Linked DNA regions of Homo sapiens: regions 1, 3 and 4 are each linked to region 2. The links are chromatin contacts, found by Hi-C or POLR2A ChIA-PET in ENCODE. All regions are on one chromosome and are shown on one strand. The core of a region is the stretch at or near the end of the contact, and the rest is flanking DNA. Distances in the headings are between cores, read along the strand shown.

Region 1 (3,407 bases), core at 417-2,916, 500 kb after region 2:
TGAGGCGGGAGAATCGCTTGAGCCCAGGAGGTTGCAGTGAGCTGAGATCATGCCACTGCACTCCAGCCTGGGCGACAGAGCAAGACTCCATCTCAAAAACAAACACACAAACTCAAACAAAAATTTATATCTGCATACTTTCTGACCAGCTCACCTACTTACTAGAAATCTATGTACTATGCCTCAGTTTCCTCATTTCTAAAATGGGGATAACAGTGCCTACCCCAGTGAGCTGCTGTGAAGATTAAAGGAGGACACACCGCACCCACCCACACCCACAGGCACCAGAGCACCTGGTATTTAGGTGTTAACTCTTACCTTTGTTTGGTACATAGGGAAGATTTACCTGATGTTTTCCCAAAAGACCTGCAAGACACTAATTTATTCCTACCAAGTAAAACATGGCTCAGGAAAACGAAACTGGATCAGTGTCTCTCTAAAACAGCCCAAGAAGCAGGCCAAGGAGATGGACAAGGAAGATAAATCTTTGGCCCTGGTCACAGGCCGAATTAAGAAATCCGGCAAGGTGGGGCGCAGTGGCATAGGCCTGTAATCCTAGGACTTGGGGAGGCTGAGGCAGTCGGATTGCTTGAGTCTCGGAGTTCAAGACCAGCCTAGGCAACACAGTGAAACCCTGTCTTTATATATATATGTATGTGTGTGTGTGTGTGTGTGTGTATATGTGTGTATGTATATATACATAATACGTATATATGTATACGTATGTATATATATACATATATACACATACCTATATACACATATATACATATATACACATATATACATATATATACATATATACGTATATATATACACACACATAAAATATATATTATATATAATATATAACTATATATAGGCCAGGTGCGGTGGCTGATGCCTGTAATGCCAGCACTTTGGGAGGCCGAGGCGGGCAGATCACTTGAGGTCAGGAGTTCAAAACCAGCCTAGCCAAATGGTGAAACCCCGTCTCTACTAAAAATACAAAAAATTAGCGGGGCGTGGTTGGTGGTGCATGCTGAGGCAGGAGAATCGCTTGAACCTGGGAGGCGGAGCTTGCAGTGAGCCGGGATCACACCACTGCACTCCATCCAGTCTGGGCGACAGAGCGAGACTCCGTCTCAAAACAAAACCAACAACAACAACAACAACAAAAAGCTAAAATCTTACAAAAAGCGACCTGTTCCACTGTCCCTTGGGCCTGCGGTGATGGTGGGCCTGACTCCATTCGTCTTTAAACATCTCTATTCCCGGCCACATCTTTGGCCACCTATGCTCGAATAAAGTGTTGTCTTGGAGCCTGTTGTAAATTTAAGAATAAACTTTTGTTAAAAAAAAAAATACAGTGGCTCATCATCTCTTGAGTTGTTTTCACTCAGCCACTCCTACCTTAGCTGTGAACTTAAAGTAAAACAAGCCCCCAGAATCTTGCCAGAGTCAGCCCTTTGATCTTTGTTCTCCCCTGAACTCTATTACCTGGAATTAAAACAACGCATTTGAAAAAAAGAAAAACAAGCAAGTTTCTGAGCTCACCCTATACCCGCTGAACAGAATGACTGCGGTGGCGCCCCAGAACCTCTCACAGGCCTCTCAGCTGCTGCTAATGCCCGCCGAAGCCCCGACGCCCGGATAAGGCCAGGGCTGCCGGACCCGCTGCGGGCACTGGAGGACCCGGGGCTAGAGGGCGCCGCTCTCGCCCGGCTCGCGCCTCGGCTCCCGGAAAAGCAGCTCTGTCCGCCGTTCGGCTGCGCTCACCTCCTTTCCGCTTCCGGTGTCCCCTACAGTCATGGCTGCCGCCGTCGCTGCTGCCGGTGCAGGGGAACCCCAGTCCCCGGACGAATTGCTCCCGAAAGGCGACGCGGAGAAGCCTGAGGAGGAGCTGGAGGAGGACGACGATGAGGAGGTACTAGGGCCTCGCGGGGTGCAGAGCGGGAAGCGGGCCCGCTCGTGGGTGTGGGATCCGCGTGGTACGGGATCGGAGCGAAGCGGCTGCTTTGGGAGGCGGGGTTAGGGGCCCTGCTGGGCCCTGGGTGCCCTAGCTCCAGTGGGGCTCGGCGGCTCCCAGTGCCGCAGCGGGGCCAGGAATGGATGTCGCTTTTTCGGCTAAGACCCGCGTCTACTCCACCACAGCTAGATGAGACCCTGTCGGAGAGACTATGGGGCCTGACGGAGATGTTTCCGGAGAGGGTCCGGTCCGCGGCCGGAGCCACTTTTGATCTTTCCCTCTTTGTGGCTCAGAAAATGTACAGGTAAGGAACGAGGGCAAAGGCACTGGGTACGTGCATGGGATGGTCGTGGTGCTGTGAAAGAACACGGGGTTTGGAAGCAGCAGACCCGTGTTGGGTGACCTTGGGCTTGTACCCTATCCTTTCTTAGTTTCCTCTTCTGTAAAATGGGGATTCTTACCTGGCAGGGGAGTTGTGGGGGTTATTTCAGATTGTTGGAGATAATTAATGAATAAGGAGCTTTGTAAGAACTCAGGAGAATGTTAAACCGCCATCACTAGATGATACAGCTACCATAGCTGCTCCTCCTGTCTCTGGTAGGAGTATGGTGTAAGGAGCGGGTAGAATACGTTTATCAAAAACATTGGAGTATGTAATGTGAGAGGTTTGGTTACTGGGTAGTTCTTGCCTGTTTTGTTTGCATGTCTTCATGCTCACCCTCTGGGGATTTTCCTCTGCAGGTTTTCCAGGGCAGCCTTGTGGATTGGGACCACTTCCTTTATGATCCTGGTTCTTCCCGTTGTCTTTGAGACGGAGAAGTTGCAAATGGAGCAACAGCAGCAACTGCAGCAGCGGCAGGTGAGCCCAGACCTTGGGCTTTTTGCCAGTGGTGGAGACGCAAGTTATTTCACTAACACATTGGTCCCCAACCTTTTTGGCACCAGGGACTGGTTTCATGGAACACAGTTTTTACATGGATGGTGGGTTGGGGGTGGCCGGGGGTCGGGGGGGGGGTTCTGGATGATTCAAGTGCATTACATTTATTGTGCACTGAATTTCTATTATTACATTGTAATATATAATGAAATAATTCTATAACGTAGAATGAGTGGGAGCCCTGAGCTTGTTTTCCTGCAACTAGACAGTCCTGTCTGGGGGTGATGGGAGACAGTGACAGATCATCAGGCATTAGATTTTCATAAGGAGCTTGCAACCTAGATCCCTCGCATGCACTGTTCACAAGGGTTTGTGTTCCTATGAGAATCTAACACTGCTGCTGATCTGACAGGAGGTGGAGCTCAGGCAGTAATGTGAGCGATGGTGAACAGCAGTAAACACAGATGAAGCTTCTCTCACTTGCCTGCTGCTGATCTACTGCTGTGTGGCTCAGCTCCTAACAGGCCATGGGCCAGTGCCAGTCCACAGCCCAGGGGTTGAGGGCTCCTGTTGTAGCACCTG
Region 2 (3,473 bases), core at 181-2,680:
CTCATGCGCCCTCTTTTTCTCATGTGAAGTGAGAATATCATTGGCCACACCAAGGGTAGCCTAGAACATCAGACAGTCCGTAAATATTTGTTAGATAAACGATGACTGAATGAATGGTGAAGAGAACATATACAGAAGAGCCTGACTCACAAGAGGTGATGAACAAACACTGCCAAATGATACACTGAAAGACAAGGGACCTCCTGCTCATCCTTCTCTCCTTGTCTTCTCATTCTAGCCCTTTCCCTTTCCACTCCTTTCAATTCTGCCTATGACCCAACAGTAAAATCATGTATTTGTACAGGGCCATACTGGTTATAAAGCTTTACCTTCTACATTTTCTCATTCAAATTTTGAACCTCATGGCAGACTTACGAGGGCAGGAGGTACAGTTCCCCTGTCACAGATGAGGAAACTGAGACTTGGACAGAAAACAGGTTCCAAACTCCAGGCAGAAACTCTAACAAAAACAATGCATTCAAAAACAATGCATTCAGCCCAAGGGTGCAGCCTCAACGTTGCCAAACCGAACCTGCCTGACATCCTGTTGGGCGGGTAAGAGGCAGGTGAGGGAAAGACCCAGAAGCTAGGGGGAGGTATTCGTTGGGGTCATGTGGGTAGCCCATTAAAAATACGGCCACAGGTCCCCTTGCCCTGTGCCCTCCCTGTCCCACACCCACAGGCTTGCCCCGACCCAGTCCCATGATCACCCTGGTCACATGCTCCCTGTCACCAGCTTCCAAGTCATCTGTGGGAGCAGGAGGTGGACACAGGATTAGGGGTGGGAGACTCTGGGGTGGCCAGGCTGAGGGGAAGGAGGGAGCATGTCGGGGGCAGGTCTGGAGGCACGCGAGAGAGGAAAGGCAAGGAAAAAAAGCAGGGAGGAAAGGCAGGAGAAGCAGGGAGTGAGAAATGAGTAGAGGCACCACGAAAGGTGGAGACGGACGTGAAGTGGGGAATCAAGTGAGCACTTAGAGGAGCACAGGAAGGAAAATTAGGACGGCCAATGGGGCCTAAAGAGGCACTGAGGGTCGGGGAAAGAGAAGAGATGGATTGACTCGGGAAGTTAGGGATACTGAGGGAGACACACGGAGGAGACTGGGGTTCAGGGGAGAAACTCAGGGTCGAAGCTGGGGTCCCTGGGGTCCACAAGTTCGAGATGAGACACGGGCGGTCTCGGGATGGGAATTGGGGACGCAGGGGGATGAAAAGATGGAAGGTGGGGGCACTCAGGGAGTCACATAAGGGTTAATGGAGGACATGCCTCAGAATCGGAGACACGAGGAATATCCAAAGGAGGGTCCGGCGGAGACTTGGGAGTCCGGAGCGCCGAGGAAGTTGGGGAACGGACCCCCAGGCCCCGCCCACCCGCGAGGTCACTCACCTCGGCTTACTCAGCACTTCTACTTCCTCCTACTTCCGCAAACAAACGGGCCTCGGGCCACGTGATGGCCTGACCACCGCTCTCCGCCAATCACTGGTGGCCCTGTCCCAGGCCTCCTCTAGGCTCCGCCCCCGCGCCCGAGGACGGCGGGAGGCGGGGTCCGCCATTTTTTTTAACTGCCCAATGGAAGGGGCTCCCTTAGCCAGGAGGACGAGCTTTCGGCGGGAGCCAATCCTCGGCGGCGAGGCGCGGCCATGTTTGTGCGGGGCAGAAGGTGCCCGGCTTCTTGGCAGTCCTGTTGATGAGGGCCAGGAGTCCTACCCTAGTCCGCCTTCCGCCTCCTAAAGCGACCAGAGCCTGGAGTCTGAAGTTACTGTTAATGATTGCTCGTAAAGATAAAAATAAAGGCAACAGAGGCATAGGGCATAACAAGGAGGAACCTGTTTTGATTTTTGCCAGGTAGCCTCAAGCCAGGGTTGCCAGATGTAGCATATAAAAAATACGGGATGTTAAGTTACATTTGAATTTCAGCTAAACAGCCAATACATTTTTTTCCGATAGAACAGAAATTGATTATAGCTTTTTTATTTTTCACAACTAAGGCCAAATTCCCTAGGGGAATTACCACATGTCCTTTTTTTTTTTTTTTTTGAGACAAGTCTCGCTCTGTCGACCATGCTGGAGTGCAGTGGCACGATCTCGCTCACTGCAACCTCCGCCTCCCGGATTCAAGCGATTCTCCTGCGTCAGCCTCCCGCGTAGCTGAGATTGCAGGCGCCCGCCACTACGCCCAGCTAATTTTTTGTATTTTTAGTAGAGACGGGGTTTCACCATGTTGGCCAGGCTGGTCTCGAACTCCTGACCTCAAGTGATCTGCCCGCCTCAGCCTCCCGAAGTGCTGGGATTACAGGCGTGAGCCACCACGCCCGGCTCCGAAATTTTTAACATAAGTATAATATACTAAGTTTAGTATTGTGTTAAAAATGTGTGCATTGTTGTCTGGCAACACACCCTGAGCCAGTCTCAGGAAATACCTTAGCACTTTCAGTAGGAACTTGGGCAAATGATCTCTGTGAACCTCAGACCCATCATCCAGGAAGTGGGCACAGTAATACAAGATTGTTGTAATATCTAGAAGTAAATTGGTCCCCATTCGTGCACATAGTGGGATTTCAATAAATGGCAGTTGTTAGGGTTAATAATGCCGATAATGAGGTATTTTGCAGAGAAGCCAGGAGACTAGACTTTAGTCACACATCTGCTTCGGACTGAGCAGGTCATGTCCTCTCTTCAGCCCACTGGCTTGGTTGGACCTTTTCTTTCCCTAATAATCACCCAACCCTAGGTCTAGATGAATCTGCCAGACTGCTCTCCATTTACGTGGGAAGTATAGTTGCGGGTGTCATTCTTGTGAAAAGAAGCGTGTAGGCCGGGTGCGGTGGCTCACGCCTATAATCCCAGCAGTTTGGGAGGCTGAGGCGGGTGGATCACTTGAGGTCAGGAGTTTGAGACCAGCCTGACCAACATGGTGAAACCCCATCTCTACTAAAAATACAAATAATTAGCTGGGTGTGCTGGCCATAGTCTGTAGTCCCAGCTGCTCAGGAGGCTGAGGCAGGAGAATTGCTTGAACCCAGGAGGCAGAGGTTGCAGTGAGCCAAGATCATGCCACTGTACTCCAGCCTGGGTGACAGAGCCAGACTCTGTCTCAAAAAAAAAAAAAGTGTGTTTCCTCCTTAGTCCGTCTAAAGATATTAGTGCCTAGACAGGGCAGCCAATGCAACTTGCGCAAGGTTTAGTTAAGAATCTTCACAGGTTAATGAAATTAACCATCTTAACTAATATCTGTACAGAGCTTTACCAGTTACAAAGTGACTTCACTTCCATCATATCCTCGTGTCCCCATTTTACAGGTGAGGAAATTGTTCCTTAAAGTAAGATTTAAAATTTGCTTAAGAGTTTCAGCTTGACTGCGCACAGTGGCTCACGCCTGTAATCCCAACACTTTGGGAGGCCGAGGTGGGCAGATCACTTGAGCTCAGGAGTTCAAGACCAGCTTGTGCAACATGGAGAAACCTCGTCTTTAAAA
Region 3 (3,373 bases), core at 837-3,336, 470 kb after region 2:
CACTGCACTCCAGCCTGGGCAACAAGAGCAAAACTCGGTCTCAAAAAAAAAGAAAAAATGGGGAGCGGAAATAATATGCCATCCAAAATGTACCATCCAAGCAGCGGGAAGTGAGGCTGGAAAGGTAGGAAGTGCCCAGACTGTGCTGGCCATCAAAATAGCACTAGCTACATGTGACAATTAAGTCCTTGGAATTTGGTTAATGTGACTGAATAAGTAAAATTTTAAGGCTGAATGCAGTGGCTCATACCTGTAATCCCAATACTTTGGGAGGTGGGGATGATGTCACTGCACTCCAGCCTGGGTGACAGAATGAGACCCTGTCTCAAAAAAATAAACAAAAGGCTGGGCGCGGTGGCTCACGCCTGTAATCCCAGCACTTTGGGAGGCCGAGGCAGGCGGATCATGAGGTCAGGAGATCGAGACCACCCTGGCTAACATGGTGAAACCCCATCTCTACTAAAAATACCAAAAAAAAAAAAAAAAAAAAAAATTAGCTGGGCTTGGTGGCGGGCGCCTGTAATCCCAGCTATTCGAGAGGCTGAGGCAGGACAATGGCATGAACCCAGGAGGCGGAGCTTGCAGTGAGCTGAGATTGTACCACTGCACACTCCAGCCTAGGCGACAGTGCGAGACTCCATCTAAAATAAATAAATAAATAAATAAATAAATACCAAAAAAAAAATTAGCCTGGCATGGTGGCGGGCGCCTGTAGTCCCAGCTACTTGGGAGGCGGAGGCAGGAGAATGGCGTGAACCCAGGAGTCGGAGGTTGCAGTGAGCCAAGATCATGCCACTGCACTCCAGCCTGGGCGACAGAGCGAGACTCTGTCTCGAAAAAAAAAAAAAGTAAAATTTTTTTAAAGTAAAGCAATAAAAGAATGGCTACTCCATAGATAGAACAGCCAAGAGTAAAATTTTAATTTTAATTAATTCAAATTTTGGCCAGGCGCAGTGGCCCGCACCTGTAATACCAGCACTTTGGGAGGCCGAGTCAAGCAGATCACCTGAGGTCAGGAGTTCGAGACCAGCCTGGCCAACATGGTGAAACGCCATCTCTACTAAAAATACAAAAAATTAGCCGGGCATGGTGGTGGGTGCCTGTAATTCCAGCTACTTGGGAGGTGAACACAGCAGAATCGCTTGAACCCGGGAGGCCGAGATCATGCCACTGCAATCCCAGCCTGGGCAACAGAGTGAGACTCTGTCTTAAAAAAAAAAAAAATTAAATTTTTAAATGGAAGCAGTGCAAATTTAGAAATACTGATTATATCTTGAAATAGTAATGTTTTGGACATATGGAGTTTAAAACATTACTCAAATTAATTTCACTTGGCTTTCTTTTTTACTTTTTAAAAAATGTGGCTACTAGAAAATTCCAAATCACATATGTGGCCTGCTTTATGTTTCTATTGCACAATGCTAAGCCAGATTGTGAAGATTTTAGTTCTAGGACATGGAAGTCTCCCCTCTTTTAATGCAGGGTGGTGTAGTTGGAAGAGAACTGCGCTTGGAGTCAAAGACCCCTGGGTCCTGCCCCTCACTGGATGCCCTGATACACCCACTAGGCAGCCGGTAAACTCCTTGAACGGCCTAAGTTTCTGCACTTATCAGACGGAACCAATAACACACGCTTTTAGGACTCTAGGAGATCTGGAGTTGATTCTCCAGTAGTTCTCTGTCCCTTCCTCACAATGCAACCTTTAAGTAGTCCCTGGGCCTCAGCTTCCCTTGCTTGTAGAAGCCGCCATAACGGCACGGGGAGGGGGCAGGCTGCCAGAGGTGGGTCATGGTGCGTCTGTCCGTCCGTCTTACCTGAAAGCATCGGCGGAATTTGACGAACCCGGGGCCGGTCCCGCCACGGGTCCCTCAGGGGACCCCGCAAAGTTCTGGGTCGGCCCCCGACAGCCGGTGCCCCCAAACTCACAGCAAGGGGTGCCCTTTGCCTTGTGCTGGGGGATGAGGAGGGGAGTTGGGGAGAGGCCCATTTTGCTACTCTGAGTCCAGGCGTTCTCTAGGCAACGCCGGCGCGGTCTCCACTTTCCCGTTTAGCATAACAATGGAACCTTCGTGAGCCGCCGCGTTGTCCGCGAGATGCCGTTTCTATGGTGACAGCCGGGCCGGGGGCCCAGACCAATGTGTCAGTGGAGAGGGTGAATGCAGGTCCTGGTCCTAGAGGCATGAAAAGGACCCCAGAAGACACTGCCTTTGTATAATCCGTTTGCTATCCCGAGGTGATTCACGGAGTTTCTGGGGATTGGCGCAGGCTGGCGCTGGGAACCCCCGCGCCGGTTACCCCTTTCCTCGGTGGTAGAGGCCGGGCGGGGCAGCGCATGCGCGTGGCGGGCAGGCGGCAGGAGGCGGGTGGGTCAAGGTAACTCTGGGCTACAGAGTCCTTGCTGGGGGTTCGGGGAGCGCTTGGACCCCGGCTTCTGGGACGCGTCAGGTACGTCTCCGAGTCCGGCGTCGCCGGCCAGCGCTGCCTGGGTTCACTCGGGGGCCCGAGCTGAGTAGGACGTCCGGGCCTCGCCTGGAGAGAGGCTTCAGGAGGGCCTGGGGAAGGGGACGGAGGCCGGGCGACCCCGGGCGGTGGCCGCCCTCCTCTGTGTGTCTCCGCGGTTGTGAATTGGGGCGGTAATTCCTCCCCGTAGGTCGCCGTGAAGATGATTGCATGAGATCGTGCGTGTGAACGTTTGTTGACAGCTGTTACTTGAGTCCGACAGCCCTGGGGGCCGTGCATCTGCGTAACATGGCTACCTCTGAACTCCTTGGGGGACACGTATATCTTTGAGAATCCGATGAAAACCAGAGATTCCGCCCTTGTTTTCTTAGAATTAAAGTAAGATAATATATTTTATGGCCTGTTGCAAACGGAAAACCTTTACACAATGATTAGTGATTAGTATCAGTATCTGTGGACTGGGAAGGCTCTACTTACTCGATCCTCTTCCCAGGGTCGTTGTGAGGATCAAGTGCACAGCTTCCTATAAACACTAAAACACTATAACATCTTGTGAGCCAGGTACTATTATTATTCCTCAGTGCAAAGAAAGAAGCCGAAGTCCAAGGGGGATAAATGCTGGGGTCCCACTGTGGGTGAGCCGCAGAGTGATCATTGGAAGCCAGGTGCTCCCCCTTCACTTCCTGTGTGCGGAGCACGCTCGCCCTGGGAGTTTCACTAGAAAGAAGGTTGCCATGGGCCAGTGGGACAGCTTGTATCTCAAGTGCACGCGGATGCCCCAGAATCCCAGGATCTCAGCTGAGCTGTTTGTGGATTATTAGATCTGACTTAAAAGGTAGCTAATCCAGACCCTTCCTCATCTGTAATACATGGATGACAGCTCCCAGCTGTAGTGTTATGAGAATTAGTGCGG
Region 4 (3,732 bases), core at 560-3,059, 280 kb before region 2:
CCGCCCCCCTTAGGTTTTAATGAGAGTCCTGGGTGGTCTTTGAAGGCCTAGGTGGATGCTGGTGTCAGGATCCTGAACCCAAGTCCCTGATTTCATAAAAAGCATCCGGAATCCTGCTTTCCTGCCACTGTTATCCCACAGGGGACAGGGCAGGAGTTGGCAGCTCAGGGCTGGTGAGAAGTCCAGAGGGCTAGCCAGGCACTCTGGCCATGCTCTTCCTAGGTGGCCTGAGAGTCCATATACTGAGCCAAGATGGCGGCCTTCCAGTTGCAGGAGTGTTAGGCCAGCCCAGATTGGCAAGCTGGGTTCTCCAGGCCCTGGGCCAGTATTCTGGACTGGGACTCAGTGGACTTTGAAGAGGTAGAATTCCCTAAGTCGGCCTCTCTCCTTGATAATTTACCCAGAATGGCCCAGATGACAATCTGGGTACAAAATATTTCAGTCCATTTCATCATGTTTACCAAGTACCAGGAGTCAATAGAATTTATGAGTGATAACTAAAGGGTAAGGCACTTTACATCTTAATCCTCTCAGCCACCTTGTAAAGCAGGTATTATCTCCATTTTTAAGTCGTGGAAACTGAGGTCCAGGGAGGCACAAGATCACATGACTAAGGGAGTGGGGAAAGCCAGGATTGGAGATTGGGTTAATAGGGCTCCAAAATGCCTGATCTTTCCACTCCCCTGAGTGCTCAGGGGTGATGAAGATGACTAAGACCCTGTTCCTTCCCTTGGGAGGGAGCGAAATACCCACTCCAGCTAACTATTGCATGGGTCAGGGTGACATCACCACCTCTGCAGCAGATGGAGGCTGATTCATCTGTGGGAGAGTCAGGAGGGGCCTCTGCGGAAGGGTCGGCTGGCTGGAAGGGTTGGCTGGCTGGAAGGGTCGGTTGGCTGGCGGGGGTTTTGAAGACGGCAAAGATAGAGAATGAGCCTTGGGGAGGTTCCAGGGCCAGATACAAACTGCCTGTATGCCTCCCAGGCAGGGGCCTCCTTGGCCTAGGTCCTTCCCATAGGAACTCAAACCACCACCACACTAACCATGGCTGAGGGGACCCGGCAGGCCGCAGTGGGGAGGGACGAGATCCCTGAGCTTACACAGGGGCTGAGGGGAGCTCAGTGAATCACCTAGGGGACACCTGGACCAAAGGTGGCGGAGGGGCGCATGGGTCTCCCTGCCAAGCTATGGGGGAGGGGATGGTGGACATGACAACTTCCAGCTCAGCGGTGCTTTAGGGTGGGGAGCCGGGATGAGGGAAGCTGGTGGCTATCCGGGGGGGGGTGCTCTGAGGTCTGCAGGGGAACTGCCTCCCCAAAGTTTCAAGCTAGGGGTGGAAGGGGGGATTTGCGGTCATTAGGAGCGGGAAGGAGGCCGGATGGGAGCACGAGGTGTCCCGCCTCCAAAGGGTGGAGGGCTCCCGGTGGGTGGCGCGGCGGCGGCCGCGGCGGTGAAGTCATCGTGGGGAGTGGTCCGCTTGCGGCGGGTGCGGGGGCTTCGCGGGCACCCAGTGGAGCAGCGGGAGCCCGGCGCCGTCGAGGGGCGGGCGATGGGGCGCCGGCCCGTCTTGGTAGGGGTGGGCTCCGCACTGGAGGCGGAGCTGCTGCTGGGTGGGGCGCGCCTCCGGCGCGGACGGAGGCGGCGGGACGCCCGCTCCCACGACCGGCCCACAATGAGGCGAGCGGGCAGCGCGGAGTAGGCGGCGGCCGGCCGGGCCGGGCCACGCGGCGGCGCTGCTCGGGCAGGTTAGGGCAGGGCCGCGGGGCGCCCGAGCGAGGACACCGCGGCCCCGCCTCCGCCCCTCCCCTCGCCTGCCGGTCGGCGCCCGAGCTCGGAGCCGCAGCCGCAGCCGGAAACCGGGCCCGCGCGGCGGCCGCCGTCCCGGCCAAGCCGGGGCCCCGAAGCCAGAGCCGGAGCCGGGCGGGCCGCGGGGTCATGGCTGGGCCGCGGGGCGCGCTGCTGGCCTGGTGCCGCCGCCAGTGCGAGGGCTACCGCGGCGTGGAGATCCGCGACCTGAGCAGCTCCTTCCGGGACGGCCTGGCCTTCTGCGCCATCCTGCACCGGCACCGGCCCGACCTGCTGTGAGTGCGGGGCCCCGGGCGAGCGGGCGGCGCGGGGCGGGCTGGGGCCGCGACCGCCGCCCCCCCTCAGTAACACGAAGCCCGGGCGGTGACAGGCGCCGCCCCCGGACACGGAGACGCCGACCCCCCCGACGGCCCCGGACGCCGGGCGGGTCCCTGAGACCCCGGCCCAGGGCGCCCCTCCCCCGCCCGGCCGCCCTGACCCCGCCCGTGGGATCCCGAACTCTCCCCCGAGGCTGGTCCCTCCGCGGGGACACTGGCCCCGCCCACAAAGCGCTGATTTCCGCCGAGGATCGCTGAACCCCTAAGCCCTTGACCTCTTTGAAGGGGTGTTGAGCCCTCTTTGGGGGCCCTGGGCCTCTCCTACCCTAAACTCTTCTCCACGGGCTCGCCGGGCCTCCCCTCTCCCCCGAGGCTTCCCACTCGGGGTGGCCCCTTGCTCCGGGTGTGCAGGTGAACCCCCACTTCTCTGACCCCCAAATAGGAGCTTGTCTCCGGACAGTAGCACAGTTCCCGGCACAGAGGAGACCTCGGCTAACAGGTGTTGGATGAATGGATGTACAGACCCTGTGCTTTCCCCACGCCCCCCAACTTAGGACGCAGCCCTGCCTCCCGGGTGTGTGCTCGATGGCCCTGCAGCCCTCCTCAGTGGGGCACGCAGGTGGGGCGCGCAAGAGGAGTCACAGGCCGGCAATGTTGGGAAGACTCCTAGGATCCGATTGATAGACACCAACCGGGTGCTGCAGGTTGTGAAATGGCCCCTTCCTGCCCAGAGCTGCCCAATGAGGTTCTCATGGGAAAATGCATTCAGACTCCCCGGAACAGTTGACTTGGAGCCTCTGTCTTTGCTCTCTCTGCCTTGAGCCCTGGAACCTCTCCTCCTTTCGTCCCTTCATTCCTAAAACACTGGGTGAGTTTATCTGGTGCCATTCCTTGCACTTCAGGTCTCACCTGTGAATCAGGGAGGAGAGTTCTGGTCCCTACCCCTTTCGCATGCAGCCCTCTTGCCAGGGCTCCCCCAGCCTGGCAGATGGAGGCTTTCTGTGCCTGTTCCACCTCCAGATTTGCACTGTCCGAGGGCAGCATGTGGGAAGGCTTCTAAGGGATTGCCTCAGGATTCCATGATGCAGGTGCACCTGGTTTACCTGTATGTACCCTGCAGTACCGTGTCTGTGGGTGGTGGCTTGGGCCCTGGAGGAGAGGGTTTTGGGGCTGTGGATACAGAAGGGAACAAGATGAGGTGGTCATGTAGGTGGGCCCCTGCCCGCTGTGGGGCATGTGACACCCATACTAATGGAAGCACAAGGTTGATGCCTGGTTGCCCAGGAGCAGGGGGTAGAAGGATGGAGGAAAAGGGCACCAGGGTTAGACCTGGGCATTGGAAGGGAGGGCCCAAGGGGTCTTCTGTTTTGTTTGAGGGGCAGGAGTGAGGCAGGAAGCAGGGACAAACCCAGTGTGGGAGGGGACTTGGGTGTGAAGTGAAGCCATTTGGTGGGCCTGAGCCTGGTGGCATCAAAGTAAATAAAGGCCGCCTGGTTTGTGTTTAGCTTCTCCATGTCTTAGGCGCATGGCCTTGGGTCCTCATGGGCTCTCTCCAGGCATCAGTGTCCTCATCTGTGAGGTGGGATTGATAATGTGACACAGCTCACAG

What was found. Hi-C counts contacts between places; a loop is a spot of excess contacts on that map. ChIA-PET counts read pairs that join two places held with the same protein, here RNA polymerase II (POLR2A). Pooled maps may share reads with other maps.
Region 1: a loop to region 2 is called in a pooled map, with 7 times the contacts of the local background. The contact joins the promoter of TOMM22-DT here to the promoter of PLA2G6 in region 2. A Hi-C loop is called at or near these places in 6 of 50 pooled maps. POLR2A ChIA-PET finds 5 or more read pairs at or near these places in 3 of 52 experiments (A673, HEK293 and MCF 10A).
Region 3: a loop to region 2 is called in a pooled map, with 7 times the contacts of the local background. The contact joins the promoter of FAM227A here to the promoter of PLA2G6 in region 2. A Hi-C loop is called at or near these places in 8 of 50 pooled maps.
Region 4: a pooled map shows a loop between it and region 2 (5-fold over the local background). The contact joins the promoter of MICALL1 here to the promoter of PLA2G6 in region 2. A Hi-C loop is called at or near these places in 3 of 50 pooled maps. POLR2A ChIA-PET finds 5 or more read pairs at or near these places in 3 of 52 experiments (AG04450, HEK293 and K562).

Annotation. Positions count from the first base shown.
Region 1 is chr22:38,680,190-38,683,596 of GRCh38, forward strand. It overlaps TOMM22-DT (TOMM22 divergent transcript), which reads right to left and starts at 1,667. Exons shown (of 2, transcript XR_007068097.1): 1 at 1,537-1,667. It overlaps TOMM22 (translocase of outer mitochondrial membrane 22), which reads left to right and starts at 1,768. Exons shown (of 4, transcript NM_020243.5): 1 at 1,768-1,906; 2 at 2,134-2,252; 3 at 2,690-2,807. The coding sequence starts at 1,790. RefSeq lists enhancers at 1,556-2,755, 1,802-1,871 and silencers at 1,602-1,671, 2,062-2,111.
Region 2 is chr22:38,180,400-38,183,872 of GRCh38, forward strand. PLA2G6 (phospholipase A2 group VI) reads right to left here and starts at 1,431. Exons shown (of 17, transcript NM_003560.4): 1 at 1,265-1,431. RefSeq lists enhancers at 1-3, 284-353, 984-1,433, 1,383-1,677, 1,594-1,703.
Region 3 is chr22:38,654,306-38,657,678 of GRCh38, forward strand. It overlaps FAM227A (family with sequence similarity 227 member A), which reads right to left and starts at 2,087. Exons shown (of 17, transcript NM_001013647.2): 1 at 1,815-2,087. CBY1 (chibby 1, beta catenin antagonist) reads left to right here and starts at 2,333. Exons shown (of 5, transcript NM_015373.4): 1 at 2,333-2,445.
Region 4 is chr22:37,904,488-37,908,219 of GRCh38, forward strand. It overlaps MICALL1 (MICAL like 1), which reads left to right and starts at 1,810. Exons shown (of 16, transcript NM_033386.4): 1 at 1,810-2,081. The coding sequence starts at 1,936. RefSeq lists enhancers at 501-1,316, 1,317-2,132, 2,133-2,948, 2,949-3,732 and silencers at 1,423-2,142, 2,253-2,362.